Linked DNA regions of Homo sapiens: region 1 is linked to region 2. A link is a loop called in an ENCODE intact Hi-C map of the cell type or tissue named here. Cell type or tissue: Calu3. All regions are shown on one strand. Links, peaks and the distances in the headings refer to the core of each region. The heading gives the core; the rest is flanking DNA. Region 1 overlaps SCN8A (sodium voltage-gated channel alpha subunit 8). Region 2 has its middle 60 kb from the start of SCN8A.

Evidence for each region. Peaks named below come from ENCODE experiments on the same cell type or tissue, not always from the same donor. Only the 100,000 strongest peaks of a DNase experiment are listed, where the experiment ranks them.
Region 1: it touches region 2 in a loop (5-fold over the local background); 10 of 110 quality-filtered maps call a loop at or near these places.

The regions. Positions count from the first base shown.
Region 1 is chr12:51,674,357-51,683,274 of GRCh38, forward strand. All of the region lies in intron 2 of SCN8A (sodium voltage-gated channel alpha subunit 8), which reads left to right. Among named protein-coding and RNA genes, the nearest start is that of SCN8A, 88 kb to the left of the region's middle. In Calu3, for the core only: a CTCF peak has its summit at 3,889; a DNase peak (open chromatin) is centred at 3,935.
Region 2 is chr12:51,527,143-51,536,060 of GRCh38, forward strand. No RefSeq gene overlaps it. Among named protein-coding and RNA genes, the nearest start is that of SCN8A, 60 kb to the right of the region's middle. RefSeq lists an enhancer at 5,060-5,119. In Calu3, for the core only: CTCF peaks have their summits at 4,951 (motif pointing left) and 5,152; a DNase peak (open chromatin) is centred at 4,949.

The DNA of each region.
Region 1 (8,918 bases), core at 1,386-6,385, 150 kb after region 2:
GAGTCTTGTTCTGTCACCCAGGCTGGAGTGCAGTGGCACAGTCTCGGCTCACTGCAACCTCCGCCTCCCGGGTTCAAATGATTCTCCTGCCTCAGCCTCCCTAGTAGCTGGGATTACAGGTGCACGCCACCACGCCTGGCTAATTTTTTTGTATTTTTAGTAGAGACGGGGTTTTGCCATGTTGACCAGGCTGGTCTTGAGCTCCTGACCTCAGGTAATCCACCCGCCTCGGCCTCCCAAAATGATGGGAATACAGGCGTGAGCCACTGCACCTGGCCAGCCCCTTCTTGTCTTCTAATGGCCACTCCGTGTTTGGAGCCAAAGAGCTGAAGGAATGGCAGTACTGTGTGATAGCAGTGGCAGCATCATAACCACATTTAACGAGTGCCTGTTCTGTACCAGCCACTGTGTTAAGGACTCCTTGTGACCCTTCATTTAATCTTTATAACAACCTGATAAAATTGGAATAGTGATTGATGGCACCCACTTTATCAATAAGAAAACTGAGCCTTAGCAACCTTAACATAAGTTGCCTAAGATCATGACAGCTAATGAGTGACAGAGCTGGGTATTGAATCCAGGTCTTTCTGGCCTCAAAGCCTGTAAACCACTCTGCTTTGCTGCTTTCTAAGAGAGAGGAGAGTGAGAATAGATTCTAGAATATGAATTCAGTAAATAGAGGGGTTAATATGCTTTACATAATAAGCCTGCATTTTGCTCTTGCTTAGAGCAACTGTAGTCTGTGCACTTTAAGAGGTTAAAGTAGAAGGTGATCAAAGTCAAATTTATATCGAAGGACAACAAGGAAGAATGGCCATGGAGGAGGGTCAGACCTGCCCTGCCCTGGGAAGCAGCATTGTGCTGGCTCAGCATTGAAGCAGGTGCACAGTGCTGCTGCTCTGCCCGGTATGGCTTCCTGTGACCAGAACGTGAGCAGGAAGGGTGGCAGCTACTCCAAATGTAGGTTGGAGAGCATGGGGTTACAAGGTCAAAGCAAATGAAGAAGTGTATGCAGAAGCACCTGGAAAACTGTAAAGCCACAGGCAGATGTGGTGCTAGCATTATCTTCATCAAACTGAACTTGGAGAAAAGACCATAAACAGCACATGTAGGGGGTTCCGTTTTGCAACAGTTAAAGTTATTAAGTAGAGGAGATTCGTTCATTGATCTGAGGGTTGGACCAGATGACCTGGTGCAGTAAAAAGAGTTTAGAACTAGAAGCCGGGAGATCTAGTCCCTGGCAACTCCCCCGCCCCGCTCCTGCTCACTAGTGCTGTGACCTTAGTTTGGGCAGAGCATTCTGTGCTTGGTTTCTTGTTTGTGAAACGAATAGTTAGATTTGAGTAATAGTTTTGAAGCTTTTTAAAATTGTAGTATGCCTTGATAATTAAGAGTATAGGCTTTGTAGTTAGATTGCCTCAGTTCAATGCTAAATTTCACCACATAATAGCTGTGTTGTCTTGGGCAAGTTACTTAACCTCCTGCCTCAATTTTATCATCTGTAAAATAGTACCTACCTCATAGAGTAGTTGTGAGACAATTATTATATTAAGTATCTTAGTAGGGTGCCTGCCTGCCACATAGTAAATGCTTAATAAATATTGAATTTTATTATTTCTTCAAATAGACTCATAGGTAAAATTATCGGTTACTAAGAAGGAATTTTTAAAATACGGGATTTAGTGGTCTCTTTTGCTCCATTCTCAGTATCGTGTAATAGAGGCGTGGAAAATGATGGTTCTAAATAATCACACAGCTCAAATAGAAGTACACGCCTAGGGAAGAATTTTGCTGGTGTCTTTATGTCCTGCTTTGGTTTAGTATTTCTAAGGGGAGCTGGATAGTACCAGGACACGGGTACTCTGGAAATGCATTCCAGTTATGCCTTTGCTGGAGACTTTCCTGGGACACACTGGGGCTATATAATATAACCTATATTGTAATTTTACTTGAGGAATTCACTAGGCAGATTAGCATAAATCAGGATTCTTTTCAACATGGCATAGTCATTTTTACATAACAGGTCATTTGTTTCTGAACAGCTTCCTAGCCTGATATAGAATCTGTTTAGATTCTGCATTATATTTTCCGTTATTAAACCAGGGAAATTTTGAAAAGACACTTATTTGTTGCTTGCTATATTGGCTGTATGCATACTCAGAAATGAATGCCAAATTGCTGTTGATTAATGAACAACTGGCCAGTTGCCTAGTTCAGAAAGAGGTGCATAGGCCTGGGGGAATAAAGTACATATATTTTGTTTAGGCAGGCAAGAATTTAAGGCCAGAGAAGTTGGCTAAAAATGAGAGGACCAGTTAGTTCTAGAAATCAAAACAGTTAAGATCTAGGGACAGTCATAAGTCATTGCCAGTAATAGTTATAGTCAGATAGACTCAAAGGTTCCCAGCTGCCCTCTTGTTGATTAGCTAAACCTCTGAGCCCCTAGGTGTTCATTATAGCCAGAAGCTCATCAGATGCCTGCAGATTACCTTTGCCCTAGTTGAGATGTTGACCTCTCAGGATGGGGAGAATTGGTTGAGTGAAGAGCTGCTCTCCTGGGCCATGTGTTTCACAGCAAACCAGGGAATGGATAATAAATATTTCTCGAAGAAGCTTTCTCTTCTATGATATTCTCCACCCCTGCATTGAGTACTCTTCTATATAAAGTCTTTTCATATATATGCATCCTTTATTGTTTTGTTTTATTTTATTTTATTTTATTTTATTTTATTTTATTTTATTTTATTTTATTTTACCAAGACAGGGTCCTGCTCTGTTTCCCAGGCTGGAGAGCAGAGCTCACTGCAGTTTCAACCTCCTAGGCTCAAACGATCTTCCCACCTCAGCTTCCTAAGTAAGCTGGGTCTACAGGCACATGCCACCATTCCCAGCAAATTTTTTTTATTTTTTTTGTAGAGATGGAGTTTTGCCATGTTGCCCAGGCTGATCTCGAACTCCTGGGCTCAAGCGATCTTCCCTTCTTGGCCTCCAAGAGTGCTGGGATTACAGGATTACAGATGTGAGCCCATCCTGTTTTTTTTTAATTTACACTTTTTGTGTGGCTAAAAAAATTATTTCAGTCTTGGGATGGGGTGGAGACATGCTAATAAACTAGCTGTACTGCAGTCCTGTGATGACTGTGTGTGTTCATTGTTTTGCATTTGCAGTATGCTAGGATTTGTTTGGTATGCATATGGACGTGCTCTACCTGGCCTTGCACGGTGTTCCTTCCCCTAATAGTGGGCCCCAAAGAGAAGATATCTTACCCTGAGTTAACAATGGCAATGCTTCTACATTGTGTGCTCCAAGCCCCACATTGCTAATTAGAAATGAAAAGCCTGTGCTTTTCAGAAGGCTCATTTTATGCCACATGACACATTTATTAATACTCCATGCCATAACTCGTTAAGAACTGTTCTGCCGCTCTTAATGGACCTTGTGCTGAAACACATTCAGTGGCTGTTGTTGTAAACTGATATTTCCCCTTGGGCAGTAACCGCAATCCAATTTCAATTTCCCTTTTAACTCATTTACTTCACAAAGATCTAATTTGAGACAGATTAGGTAAAATATTATTGGACTTCATGGGCACCAAGTGATTGTTGTTTAAGAAGTATTGTAAAAACCCAAAGCTTGCTGTCCTTTCCACTATATCTAGGCTTTGAAGGATCTGGCGTTAGAGCGTAGTGTTGAACGAGAGAGGACAAATGTCCTTTTCTGGATTCCCACCAGAAGTTTAACGATGATTACAAACGTTTAATCAGCCATATGAAACATATATACATATATCTCTCTCAAAGTCAACCCATCACCAGTCATTCCTTTCCATTCTCCCATATTCACTGTTCTCCTGAGAACAGGGGATAAAAGTAGGGGAGATAGTGCAGGGAAAAGCATTGTGTGACGCAGTTCTGCCTTGGGGCTGCTCTATGCTCCCCCCTGCTGACATAAGTATGGTACTATCAAGCACTGTTGACCCTGGACTTGACAGACTTCAACATAAGGAAGCAGAATAACTAACTCAAGAGAGTTCTACAAGGATAAAATGTGAGAGAATAAATAATAATAGGCTTTCTCCTCAAATTTATGGTTTGCTGCTTTGTTGCACTTAATCCTGGATGCTCTGTGAATTTTCTAAATCGTAGAATTACAGATATCAGTGCTGGAAAGGACCTGAGTATGCCCATCAGGCAGCCCTCTCTCTTATTTTATAGACGAAGAAAATGAGATCTAGAGACATGCAGTGGCCCAGCCAGGCCATACAGTTAGGCAGAGGCAGGGAAGAAGGAGAACACAAATGTTTTAGCACATGACCTGAGAGATGATCTAGTGGTTCCCCAAATCTGGTGAGCACAGATTCCTGGATTCTGCACACTTATTTAATAGAACACCTGGAGAAGGGATTTATGACTGTGTTTTTTAAAAAGCTACTCAGCCTAGGCTGGGCATGGTGGCTCACGCCTGTAATCCCAGCACTTTGGGAGGCTGAGGCAGGTGGATCACGAGGTCAGGAGATCGAGACCATCCTGGCTAACACGGTGAAACCCCGTCTCTACTAAAAATACAAAAATTAGCTGGGCATGGTGGCGGGCGCCTGTAGTCCCAGCTACTCGGGAGGCTGAGGCAGGAGAATGGCATGAACCCAGGAGGTGGAGGTTGCAGTGAGCCGAGATCACACCGCTGCACTCCAGCCTAGGCAGCAGAGCGAGGCTCCGTCTCCAAAAAAAATAAAAAAATAAAAAAAAATAAAGCTACTCACCCCAGGTGCAGTGGCTCACAGCTATAATCATAATCCCAGCACTTTGGGAGGTCAAGGCAGGAGGATTGCATGAGGCCAGGAGTTCGAGACCAGCCTGGACAACATAGCAAGACCCTGTCTCTACAAAAAATAAAAATAAAAGATAAGACAAAATAGAAAGCTAGTCAGATGATTCTTATGCAGTCAGTCTGGACTTAGTCAGGAACTAATATTAGTGTATCCCCTGGGGCAGATCAGTTTTGCCATCTGTTTTTGTATGGCCCACAAGCTAAGAGTAGTTTACATTCTTAAATGGTTGGATGTGTGAAAATGATACGAAATTTAAATTTCTGTGTCCATAAAGTTTTACTGAAACACAGCCACTCTTCTTGGGTTGCATGTTGTCTATGGCTACTTTTACACCACAGTTACAGGGGTAAGTTGTTTTAACAGACACTGTATGGCCTACAAAGCCTGCAGTATTGACTGCCTGCGCCCTTTCAGAAAAAGCTTGCTGGTGCCGGGTATATTACTTATCTCTTTCTCGTGTAACTACTGCAAGCCCCAGTATTAAAAGGGAAATTCCTAAGCTTTGAGTACTTGTGTTTGTCCAAAGACTATCTTGCCTTTTTTTTTTTTTTTTTTTTTTGAGACGGAGTCTCGCTCTGTTGCCCAGGCTGGAGTGCAGTGGTGCAATCTTGGCTCACTGCAAGCTTTGCCTCCTGGGTTCAAGCGATTCTCCTGCCTCAGCCTCCAGAGTAGCTGGGACTACAGGCACATGCCACCATGTCGGGCTAATTTTTGTATTTTTAGTAGAGATGGGGTTTTACCATATTGGTCAGGCTGGTCTTGAACCGCTGACCTCGTGATCCACTCACCTCGACCTCCCAAAGTGCTGGACTTATAGGTGGACTATCTTGCTTTTCAAAAAAGATCCATTGTGAAAAACTGCATGCAAATTATCTGTAAATCTAATTATTTCAATAATAAAACATGTTTTATTGTAATACAATTTCCTACTAAAGTATGGGAGATTTACCTTCATTTCAGGAGTTTAGTGTGCTAGATGTTTATTTTTGTTAACAGAAAAACTGTTTTTATACTTGATGAAGATATAAGATGTAAATATTTAGAAAGGGGTGATGGTAAATGAGTTTTATTTTAAGTGCAACACTCAGTACCCAAATTAATTAGGAAATTTCTATTTCACACATCAAATGTCCTTAGTAAAGCCTTCTGCTTACAAAATCATAGTTTTTGAATTCACTAAAGATGCTTAGTTTCCCCCAGAATCATCAGTCTCCCACTTGACAGCTCATGACTGATCCTAATTCAGAATCCTACCTCCTAGTTTTTCTTCAACCAAGGTGTAACAGTTTCCATTTCCTAATGGCTTCCTTTTGTTTTTCTTCTTCTCCTTTTCCCTCACCTAAAACAACATAAGCATTTGTTCATGAACCAATCAACAGACATTTATGAAGCACCTGCTGTATGCCAAGCACTGCAGGCACTGATTCAGTGATAGGAAATACCCTCCATGCTACCTCTAGACCTATATTTCCATCACGACCAAACCAAGAGACAAGAAAAATGGAAAGTATAGAGTACATTACTTTAAAAAATCCTGCCAGGCGCGGTGACTCACGCCTTTAATCCCAGCCCTTTGGGAGGCTGAGGCAGGCGGATCATCCGAAGTCAGGAGTTCAAGACCAGCCTGGCCAACATGGTGAAACCCTGTCTCTACTAAAAATACAAAAAAATTAGCCGGGCGTGGTGGCAGGTGCCTGTAATCTCAAGTACTGGGGAGGCTGAAGCAGGAAAATTGCTTGAACCCGGGAGGCGGAGGTTGCAGTGAGCCGAGATTGCGCCATTGCACTCCAACCTGGGCAACAAAAGCAAAACTCTGTCTCAAAATAATAATAATAATAATAAATAAAAAATAAAAATCCTGTTGTCTGTCTCCTAAGGAGAGGTTTTGTAGGTGATATTGTAAAGGCCTGGCCCGGTGGTTTTTAGGTCTTGGGGCATGGGCCAGTGCTTCTTTCATTGTTGCTTAGCTGCCCTATCTACCCCGGGGACTCAAATTTCTCATTCACCAGAGAATTTGTCTCCCACACCAACTTCATTCTTTGCCACGTTGCCACTGAACTGCCTCCCAATCTGGCACAGTGGAAGCTGTTGAGAGGCTCGAAGCTCGGCATAACATGCTGCTCTTTGCTGCGTGACCTTTGATAGGTGGTGTTCCTCTCCTGAGCTTTTGTTAAGTGTATAGAGGATAATAATTCCTCCTTCACCCATACTTCATGGGAACCTCATGAGGTTGAATGAGGAGGTTATTTAAAAGGCTATTTTCATAGAGGGAGTTGCTGTAGAAACACAGAGAGGTACAAGTACTTCAGAGAAGGGGTTTGGGGGAAGCCCTGGGCTGTTTGTTTCTTTGAGAAGCCAAGATATGGAAGAGCTATAGCTCAGCCCTCGATATGTTTCAGATGAACCCTAGGTCTCCTACTTCTCTTTGCTTTTAGGATTAGGCTTTTTCTGCAGCATATCCCACCAGAACCAGTATGCTCCATTACAGGAAGAATTTCACTGCAGTACAATGTCAAACACTAGGGATGGTGTAGTGGGCGTTTGTAGAATGAATCTAGCTCAATACTTTTCCATTGGGAAGAGAATGACGTGACTCTGGTAGATTAGGAAAGGAAAGAATAGAAGATAAGAAAAGAACTTTAAAAAACATCACTAATACTGTGCATTGGGAGTACATAGGCTGATCATTATTTTGGAACTGTGGAGGGAAGCATAAGATTGGTTCCTGCCCTCAAAGAACCAAAAGCCTAATTGTAGGGGATGGAGGTTAAAAAAAAAAAGGTGGGGGCTTTTCATAAATGACCTGTATCAGGTTAAGAAGGACCTCTATTACTAGTTTGTTGAGTACTTTTATTATGAAAGGTGTTGAATTTTGTCAAATGCTTTTTTCTGCATCTATTAAGATGATCATGTGGTTTTTCTCCTTTATTAATATGTTGCATTACATTGGTTGATTTTCAAATGCTAAACTATCTTTGCATTCCTGGGATAAATCCCACTTGGTCATGGTGTGCAACCCTTTTTATATGCTACTGGATTTGGTTTGCTGGCATTTTTGTTGAGGCTGTCTGTGTCTATATTCATAAGGGATGTTAGTATAGAGTTTTCTTATGATGTCTTTGGTTTTGTATCAAGGTAATACTGGCCTTTAGAATGAGTTTAGAAATGTTCTCTTCTATTTTGTGGGAGAGTTTGTTTAATTCTTTAAACATTTGGTAGAATTCATCAGCAAAACCGTCTGGTCCTGGGCTCTTCTTTGTGGAGGTTCATTTTTTAATGCAAGGTACAGAAGAGTATTTATGGAACAATCCCATGTGAGAGAGAGACTTTTTAAGGACATAGATGTATGCTTTTATTTACATAGAAAATTTCTAGAAGGATATACAAAAAAACTGGCATCGAAGGTTATCATTAGGTAATGAGATGGAACTTGGTCTTATGTTCCTTTTTTCTTTTAAAAAAATTATGATCATGCATTGCTCCAAAATTTAAAAATAAAAAACTACTTAAAATGACTAGCATTTATTTGGCCATTTGCTCTTTCACTCACACAGTGAGATGTTAGGACTGTGTATCTGCCACTGGCCTGTCTCCTTAGGAACTTGCAGTCTAGTAGGCCCTTGCATCTCTCAGCTTCACAGTCTGCTCTCCCTCTTCCCTATTTTATTCTCCATCAACACTGAATTACTGGTCAATTCCCTAAAAAAAACCTGCAGCTACATGCTACTATGCTTTCATACATGTGATTTTTGTTCCCTTACCTTTCCATCCCTTCTCACTAAATCTGCCCAATTAATTTTTCTTAATTCTTGTTTGTCCTTTAAAGCCCCTTCCAAATATTAGTTACCTTCCTTTGTGAACTTCCCAGCTCACTCTCTTTTTTATTTCCCAGCCAAGGGGAAAAAAATCTCTCCCTCCTGCTGCCTCTCATACATTATGCATATTTTTGTTATTGAACTTTGTACTTACCCTGCATCATAATTACTAGCTCACATATGTGTCTTCCCTAAAAGTACAGTTTTATTCAGTGTTGTGTCCTGGTAATTAGCACAATGCTTGGCACAGAATAGATGCTCAAAAATATTTTAAT
Region 2 (8,918 bases), core at 2,653-7,652:
TCATTTCTTTAGAATAGAATCTGTAATGGTAACTGTTTGTTTAAAGGATATGCCGATTTGTAAAGCTCTTGATACTACTCTTCAGCTAACCGCTTTCCCCAACAGAACCAACGGATTCTCCTCCTGCAGGGAATGGGCGTGCCGTTTTGCTGCAGCAGGAGATGGTCTGGACTGCATGGGTTTTGGTTGAGTAGAGATGATCAAGCATCCCTGAGCAGGCTCTCCAGCTCCCCACCAGACTGAGGCCCCTCATTGTCCCCCCAAACCCCCAAAACCAGGTAGGTGTAGCCCAGATTCTTTATCAGCCACCAGGACTTGAACAAAACCTTTACAGAGAAGTACAGCCTTTCCCCAGGCCAGAAAAAACAACAGATGCCGAGCTGGGCTAGGGCCTCCTCCAGGCACCTCAACATTGAGAAAAGAAAGAGTGGGTTCCTACTATCAGGGGTTTACCTGCTGTTTGAGAATAGTACAAGTGCACTTCAAGACAAATAGGAACTTCAATAAATATTATGAAATTTAGAAAACCTGGCCAGGCATGGCAGCTCATGCCTGTAGAATCCCAGCACTTTGAGAGATTGAAGTGGGAGGATCGCTTGAGCCCAGGAGTTCAAGACCAGCCTGGGCAACATAGCAAAACCCCATCTCTACCAAAAAAATTTAAAAATTAGCTGAGCATGGTGGCACACACCTGTAGTCCCAGCTACTCAGGAGGCTGAGGCAGGAGGATTGCTTGAGCCCAGGAATTTGAGGCTGCAGTGAGCTATGATTGTGCCACGGCACTCCAGCCTAGGTGACAGAACATGACCCTGTCTCCAAAACAAAACAAAACAAAACAAAAAACAAAGAAAACCTGCCCCTGGATTCTGGGGAATTGCTACATTTTTCAGGGAAAACTCGCCCACACATATCACTAGTTTATTTGAGGGCAACTTCCCTCTTCCCTCTTGAGGTTGGCATCATGGAGAAGAGAGATTTTCTGTCTCAGTACTGAGCATGCTGAGGACTTCCTTTCAGCTTCAGCTACACAGATGAGGGGCAAATTCAATGCCTGCCCAGCAACCACTGGTGAGCCTTCTAGGGGGCCCAAACTCCACTTCCATCTGACCATGATCTCAGCTCCTCATCCCAGTTCTGCCACTCACTAGCTGCATGACCCACCCTGGGTAAGACACTTCCGCACTTTTCGTATCAGTTTCCTTCTCTATAAGAAGCAGGAAATGAAGGTCACTTCATTTTATCCCTGTCATTTTATGATATATTTGAAATCACTTTGCTACAATGCAATGTATGTATTGAGTGTTTAACGTTTATTTTATGGTGCATAAATATCATCCCAGTGGCATTCACAGAGACTGGGCCTCTGTGTTTCATCCACAAGCATTTCTTGGGTATGAGCAGAGCTGTTGCTGAGCTGAGATACAGAAATGATGCAGAGGAACATAATCTGAGGTGCTGGCTCTGCTGAGGGAGTCTCAGGGACTCTGGGACCTCTTGATCTGCCCTTGGGTGTTTTCCTCTTGAATTCCTGTTTCTGTCCTTACTACTGCCCTTGCCTGCTTTTCAGACTTCAGACTGATCTGTCACTGGCTCATCGAGTACCTGAGCTGAGCATCAGTATATCCTGGGGAAAGTCAGGCTTCAGTGAAAGCAAAGCTCCAGAAGTGTTAGCAGGAAAGCTCAAGAACATAGGGGAGTGTGCTCACAAAAGACAGGGCATTCCTGAGGACACAAGGCAAAGGAGGGCATGAGCCTGGGATGGGATGGGCATATGAGAGTAAGAAAGCACGAGAACCAGGAGAGGTTCTGAGGGCATGGTGACATCTGCTGCTCTCCCCAGGACACACAGCCCGCAGAGCATCAGGAATGTGCCAGGAGCTACAGGCAGGGGTTTGGCATGGTGGTGAGCTAATATCTGCAGAATGCTGGGAATGGCATCCGGCACATAGTAGGTGCCATGTAAGTATTTGATACATAAATATGGATAGAGCATTAAGGTTTTTCCTGGCTGCCCTTTATCTTGGAAGGCAGCCTTGCTCCAAGCAAATCTCCAGTGCCTCAGACAAGCCACAGGAATCTCCCAGGATCTGCTTGCTGAAGGTTCAAAGGGCAGAGCTAATGACAGGGAAGAGGCTTTCTCTCCCGCACCTTCATCATCTTCACTCCACAGTCATCTCTTCTTCCTGCTTGCCCTCAGAGTGGGTTGTTATCTCCAAGGAATCCTTCATATGCCAAAGTCCAAGAACTGACCTGTAACTAGACTAGACTAAACTTCCTGAGACACGGACCATGTCTGCCATGTCCATTTTTGCATTCCCCATAAAGCACCATATCTAGCACACAGTACGTGCTCATTAACCCTGTGAAATGAATATATGACCCAACCCTGAGGTAAGTTAGCCTGCAAGTATAACTTAATTAGGCACAATAATATCTGGGGAGAAGTCAGACCAATACCAACCACATAGATTAATTACAGAACAGTCTCAGTTGGGGCCATGTTGAGAATCTGCTTACTGGTGTCTGCGCAGGAAAGGGTTAACGCAGCAGGTATGGGTTGCTCAAACCTTGCACATTCCAAAGAAAGGACTGGGCCCTTGACTGGCTCCTGGGAGGTGACCTTTGAGCCCTTGGAAGATCCTGCCTGGTTGACTTTTTTTCTATGCCCCAGGCCTTAGGCCACACTATCAGTCTGACCAGTTTGTGCTAATAAAGTGATTTATGGTGAATGTCTGGTTTTGTATGCCTAAGGCCCTGCCTGGGCTGTGCACCAACAGTTTGACCTCTCAGTAGCGTGGGGAACTAGAGACTGAGTGGCTAAAATAAGTCATGTGGGTACTGCCACCACATAAAACCCCTGGACAACAAGGCTCATCCCTGGTTGGTAATATTTTGCACGTGTTGTCATGCATAGTTTTTGGGGGAATTAACTGCATTCCCGTCAGGCCCACTGGGAGAGGACACCTAGAAGGTTGAGCCTGATTGCCTGATTTCTCCTGGACATCGCCACCTACTTTGTCCCTTTGCTGATGTTCATCTGTATCCTTTCCCTGTAATGAACCATAACTGTGAGTATATCAGCTTTTCGGAGTCCTGTGAGTCCTGCCAGTAAGTCATTGAATCTGAGGGGGGTCTCAGGGCACAGATAATGCAATGTCTGTTATCAAAGAAGTTTAGAAGTGGATAATTTGTAATGATCTTTGTCTTCAGTTACTCTGATGCCTCTCCACACAATTACTTCATTCATTCATGCAACACGTGTTTTTGAACACCAACCATGTGTGGATACTGCATTCCAGGCACTGGGACATAGCAGTCAGCCAGACAAAGATCCCTGCCCTCATGGAGCTCATGTTCTAATGGGGGAAGGTGAGAGACTAAGCGATACACATAATGAAAAAGGTGATAATGCTATGGTAGGAAGAAGTAGAATAGGTACAGGGGATCAGGAGCACTGGGACGGGGGTGGGGCTCCTTGAGAAGGTGAGATGTGGCTTGACAAAGGTGAAAGTGTGCCATGGGGGTTCCTGAAAGTTCTCTGGAGGACTCATTTGCCCCTTGAGTGCTTGGGCCATGGCTCTCATTCTTTAATGAGCACCAGAATTACTTAGGAAGTTTGTGAAAGAGGCTGATTTCCAGACCCCTTTTGTGTGTGTGCGGTGGGATGGGGGCTGGCGGGGAAGTTAAGATTATAAAACGCACTTGCCGTGAGCCTGATGCTGGAGGTCCAGGAACTGCACTTAGAGACCCACTCCATCAGGCAGGCCTGGGCAAGGAATGAGAAACAGCCCTTGCTCTCGGAGAGCTCCCACTTGAGTGGTAACAGAAGGGAGAGCTGGGTAAAACACAGTGCCTGTCAGAGCATCTCTCTGCCATTAATGCATCCATGGGGAACGTCAATGCCCGAACTGACAATTAGCTGAGGGTGGAGAACTCTGAAGGGATGCATTTTGAGGAGCTGGGGTAGAAGGGATTAGGGGACAGAGGTGAGGACTCCTGCAATAAAAATACAGGTTCCCCAGAGCAAGACCAGAGGTGCTGAGAGACCAGAAATGATCTCTTCTGAAAAGACAAGAGGGCTTGGAATCTTCCTGGGTTTCCCCAGTGGTAGTTCTGTCTGCAAGACAAAGTCTTTGGTCATGGGGAGACTGGATAAATAGAAGGGGCCTTGGAGAGAGTAGCAAAGGCGGTCGGAGCCGCACCCAGCTGTCCTCAGATCCCCTTTCCAGCTGTGTATGTTCACTGTCGATGGCTCCTATCAACACCTGTCTTCAGACGATAAAGCACGGGCTCCTGGGGCTAAGTCACCCAGATGCACCAAGAACTGGAAGGGGCTGCCAGTTGACGTCCCCCTGGGGCAGCCGTGGTCAGCCATTGATGGGTGCAGCAGTACAAAGCCCTGTTCCTTTGCCCTGAGGGAGGGCAAACTCTGTGCTGCAAGGCACGCCCCTGGAGCTCCCTCAGGCATCAGGCTGAGGCTGGGACTTCACCCCAAATCAGACACTTGCCTGGCATTTACTCTTTCCCTATTCTACTGTCCCCACTTCCTTATAATATTTTCTTGGGAATATTTCCTTAGTAAACCACTTGAGCATGAATTATTGTCTCATCTGACCATAGACAGAGAAATACTTTAAGCACCAAAGCAACCCATACCTCGGCTCCCAGTTCCTTAGGGAGAGTGGGGAATAAACTCCCATGGCAACCCAGAAAGGCAGTCCTCTCCCCTTCCCCAGGCTGGACTGCCCAAACCTGCCCGGCCTGACTGCTCTAGAAAGGGCACCTTAGTGTCCATGGAGAGGTGGCACCAGGGCAGGTGGCACCAGGTTTCAGTTACCGCCCCTTCTTAGTAAACCCAGAAAGCCGTCTAGACAGTTCTGGGCATGCAAAGCCCCACTCAAGACTGGGCTGAAGAATCGGACTCTCCTTCCCGTCTTTGCTATGCCTGCCCTCTGCTGGAGGAACTCATGAACGGCAGCTGGTTAGAAGGGAAGGAGTGAGCCAGAAGCACCAGGGCTCCAAACCCCACCCATCCTTTAGGGTCCAACTCAAATGTCGCTTCCTCCAGGTAACCTCCTCTGATTCCCGCAGCTGAAAGCAAGCTCTCTGCTGTAAGCCCCCACGCCCTTCCTCTACGCGTCCCTAATGGTGCCGTCTACCTTATGTCCTGGTTATGCATTACATGTTACCTCCTCAGCTCATCTGTGAGCTCCCAGGGGAAGAGGATTTTTTTTGTTGCTGGAATTTACTCCCAAAGGATTTTGCACCTCCCTAGAAATATCTCCCACAACTAAGCCCTAAATTCACATCATTAAAGAGAGCCTTTTGAATTCAAGTGTTGTATCTCTAAAAAGGCCCAATTAAAATGTAACTATGAAAAGACATAACCAAGTTGCCTGGACTGTGAGTCATTAAACATTTAGGACATTAGCAAATTAATAGAGCTCAGAGTGCGGAGAGCCGAGGTGTTATCAGAAATGTTTTGGGTGCCAAAGAAAGATGAGAAAAGGAAGAAGGGTAAAGAAAAAAAGAGGAAAAAGTTGAGCATGAGGAACTTCTGAAGAGAGTTGACTGGATAAAGCTGGGGAGGGGCTGGGGGGTTGGAGGGAGGCAGGAGGGTAATAAAGTCCCATTTACCCTGGGGTAGAGATTCCAGAAGAACAGGTGGGGGACACATATCAATAGTGCCATTTTATCTTGTGGACCCAAAAAGAAGTTACTGGGTCCAAATGCCAAAAAAAAAAAAAAAAAGCCCAGTAAAACAAAATTTATAAATGCTTAATTAGACATCAGTAAAACATAACATTGTCAATTTCATTAATTGTTAAATTTAGTATTTATAAATATTTATTCCATTTGAAAAGAATTTTGTGGGTTAGATTTTTTTCACTTCTTAAGAATTCCTGGGTAGAGATGGTGACTCCTGAGTAATCGTAGCCAATAATAAATTAAATATTACTCATCGCCAAATAATTTCCAAAGCAAAATTATAAAATTCCTTTCAAACTTACAGGGCAGGGTCAGGCACGGTGGATAATCCCAGCACACTTTTGGGAGGCCAGGGCGTAGTGGGTCACTTGAGCTCAGGAATTCAAGACCAGCCTGGGCAACATGGTGGGACCTTCTCTACTCAGCCTCCTGAGTAGCTGTAGTCCCATCTACTCAGGAGGCTGAGGTGGGAGGATCGCTTGAGCCCAGGAGGTAGAGGCTGCAGTGAGCCGTGTTGGTGCCACTGCACTCCAGCCTGGGTGACAGAGCAAGACCCTATCTCAAAAAAAAAAAAAAAAATTATAGGGCAAATTATATTTAACATAGGATATGAGTGTGTTTTAATATATTTGCTATAATAAAACTAGGAGTCTCTGGGGCTTACAAAGTTCTTAAAATGGCCTTTAATATCAAAGATCAATTTCCTCCATCTGCTTCACAACAGTTTCACCCTAGATGATATCAGAGTCCTCACCTTTCATAAGCAGACAAAGCACCCAGAGACAAACTGCTTTCTTTTCTTCAACACAATTTGAATTTACCTTCTTGTCCACCTGCATGGGCAAATTAGTTGGTGATTAAATGCTTAGAATAGCTAACTATAAAGTTTTTCTGCTCTCAAGGAACTTTCCAGAGGGAAACAATGTTATCATTTCTTCTGTATATTTTCTGTGCATTTTATGTATTTCCAATCAAAAACTAAATACATATTCTCCAACTTCTCCTTTTAAACAAACATTAATATTCTGTGTATGTTGCTCACATTGCTATATTCCTCTTTTTTTCTACTTAACAATTGAATCCCCCTTGTAGAGCCCATAATTATTAGGAAATTAACAGTAACTCTCCCTCCACAATGGTCGAAAGGGGGAGTAAAGTACAGCCTTTAAGAGGTAGGAGCAATTTGCATCCAGAAAACACTGAGCTACTGAATGTAGTCAAAGAGAGCCCCTAAGTCATTTTATGCAGAAATAATTTAGACACTGGCAGAGCATGTCAAAGTCAGGGATATGGACTGGGTGAGCTTGTAGAAACCTGATGGCCAAGAGTGACAATTCTTCAGTGCAAGAGAAATGGTGCTGGGGAAAACCAGAGCCTTGTCTTTCTCCTCCCCTTCCTCCTCTTCCTCTTCCTCCTCTCCCACTTTTCTTTCCTCGCTTATTCTTGCTGGAAAAAAAAAAAAAGGTTGCCAAGAAGGCTGCAGGAATAGCCAAACGCAAGCAAAGAGAGGCTGATTATTCCATAAAAGCTGCACACACACTGGTGGCGGGGCGGGGGCGGGGGGGGATGGTGCAGGCAGCAGAGAACAGAGCTGTCATGCAAGCAGCCAGGGAAGCCGGGGCTGTCCATCCTTAGGAGGGAAAAGGAAGGAAGTCCCAGGTTTAGTCAAGTCATGTTTTCTTGACTTGTATTTAGAAACTTGGAGAATTCTACAGTGAAGTGATATTTATTTCGTGGCTGCTGTGCACCAGGCAGTAGGACACAGCAGGGAGCCAAACAGATAACAGTCCTGGTTTCATGCCGCTGACTTTCTAGACAGGGAAAAGCCAGTAAGCGAACACATGGCACATGTATGTGACATAAGAGCAGGCTGTGATCAGTGCCACAAAGACACAGAAAGAGGGTAAGGGGACGGAGAATGATGGGGTTATATGTGAGGTGTGTGCCTTTAGCCAGGGTAGGCAGGGGAGGCCTTTCGGAAGGGGTGGTGTCTGGGCGGAGACACAAATAAAGATTCCATCTCTGGGTAAAGTGGGTCCCAGCACGGAAGCCCTGGGTCTTGGCAGTGTGCGGGGGCTTGGTGGAGATGAGGCCACGTGGGGCAGAGTCCCAGGGAGAGGCTCATCCACAGGTGAGACCAGCACTAAAACAAATGAAACGGAATAGAGTAGAAAAGAAACATCATAGTGCACCGGGAGTAATACAGTGGGGATTGTCTGGGGACATTTCTGTTGCAGATATATACATGTGTATGTAGTAGGTTATAACTGAAAGAGTCTTTTCCAGTCAGAAAAGTGTCAAAGCCCCTGAAACGAAGGTACAGAATCTGGACGCGGATTATCTTCATGCATATATATTAGTATATATACATATATACATATATATAGTAGTAAACTTTTTATTTTGGAATAATTTTAAATTTACAGAACAGTTGTAAAGATAATATAAGGGTTCCTCTATTTCCCCTCACCCTGTTTTCTCTAAAGCTAACATCTTTCAGTGCCCTGCTACATTTGTTAAAACTGAGAAAACAGCATTGGTACATGACTCAATTGAACTCTAGACTTAACTTTTTTTTTTTGAGGAGTCTCGCTCTGTCGCCCAGGCTGGAGTGCAGTGGCACGATCTCGGCTCACTGCAATCTCTGCCTCCCAGGTTCAAGTGATTCTCTTGTCCCAGCCTCCCACGTAGCTGGGACTACAGGCACGTGCCACCATGACCGGCTAAGTTTTGTATTTTTAGCAGAGATGGGGTTTCACCATGTTGGCCATGCCGATCTCGAATTCCTGATCTCAGGTGATCCACCCGCCTCAGCCTCCCAAGGTGCTGGCATTACAGGTGTGAGCCACCACGCCCGGCCTTAATTTGGATTTTGGTAGTTTTTATGGTTTTTAGTACCAGGATCCAATCCAGGGTCCGGCTTTGCATTTAGTCATCCTGTCTCCTTAGCCGCCACATCTGGTCTGCGATAATTTCTGTCTTTCCACGTTTTTCATGACCTTGGCAATTTTCAGAAGTATTGGTGAGATATTTTGAAGACTCTCTCAATTTCGGTTTTTCTGGTGTTTTGCTCACTATTAGAATGGGTCTATGGGTTTTTGGGAGGAATACAACAGAGGCGAAGGGCCCTTCTCATCACACCTTATTGGAGGGTATGATATTAACATCACTTATCACTGATGAAGTTAACCCGAACTCACTGGTTTAGG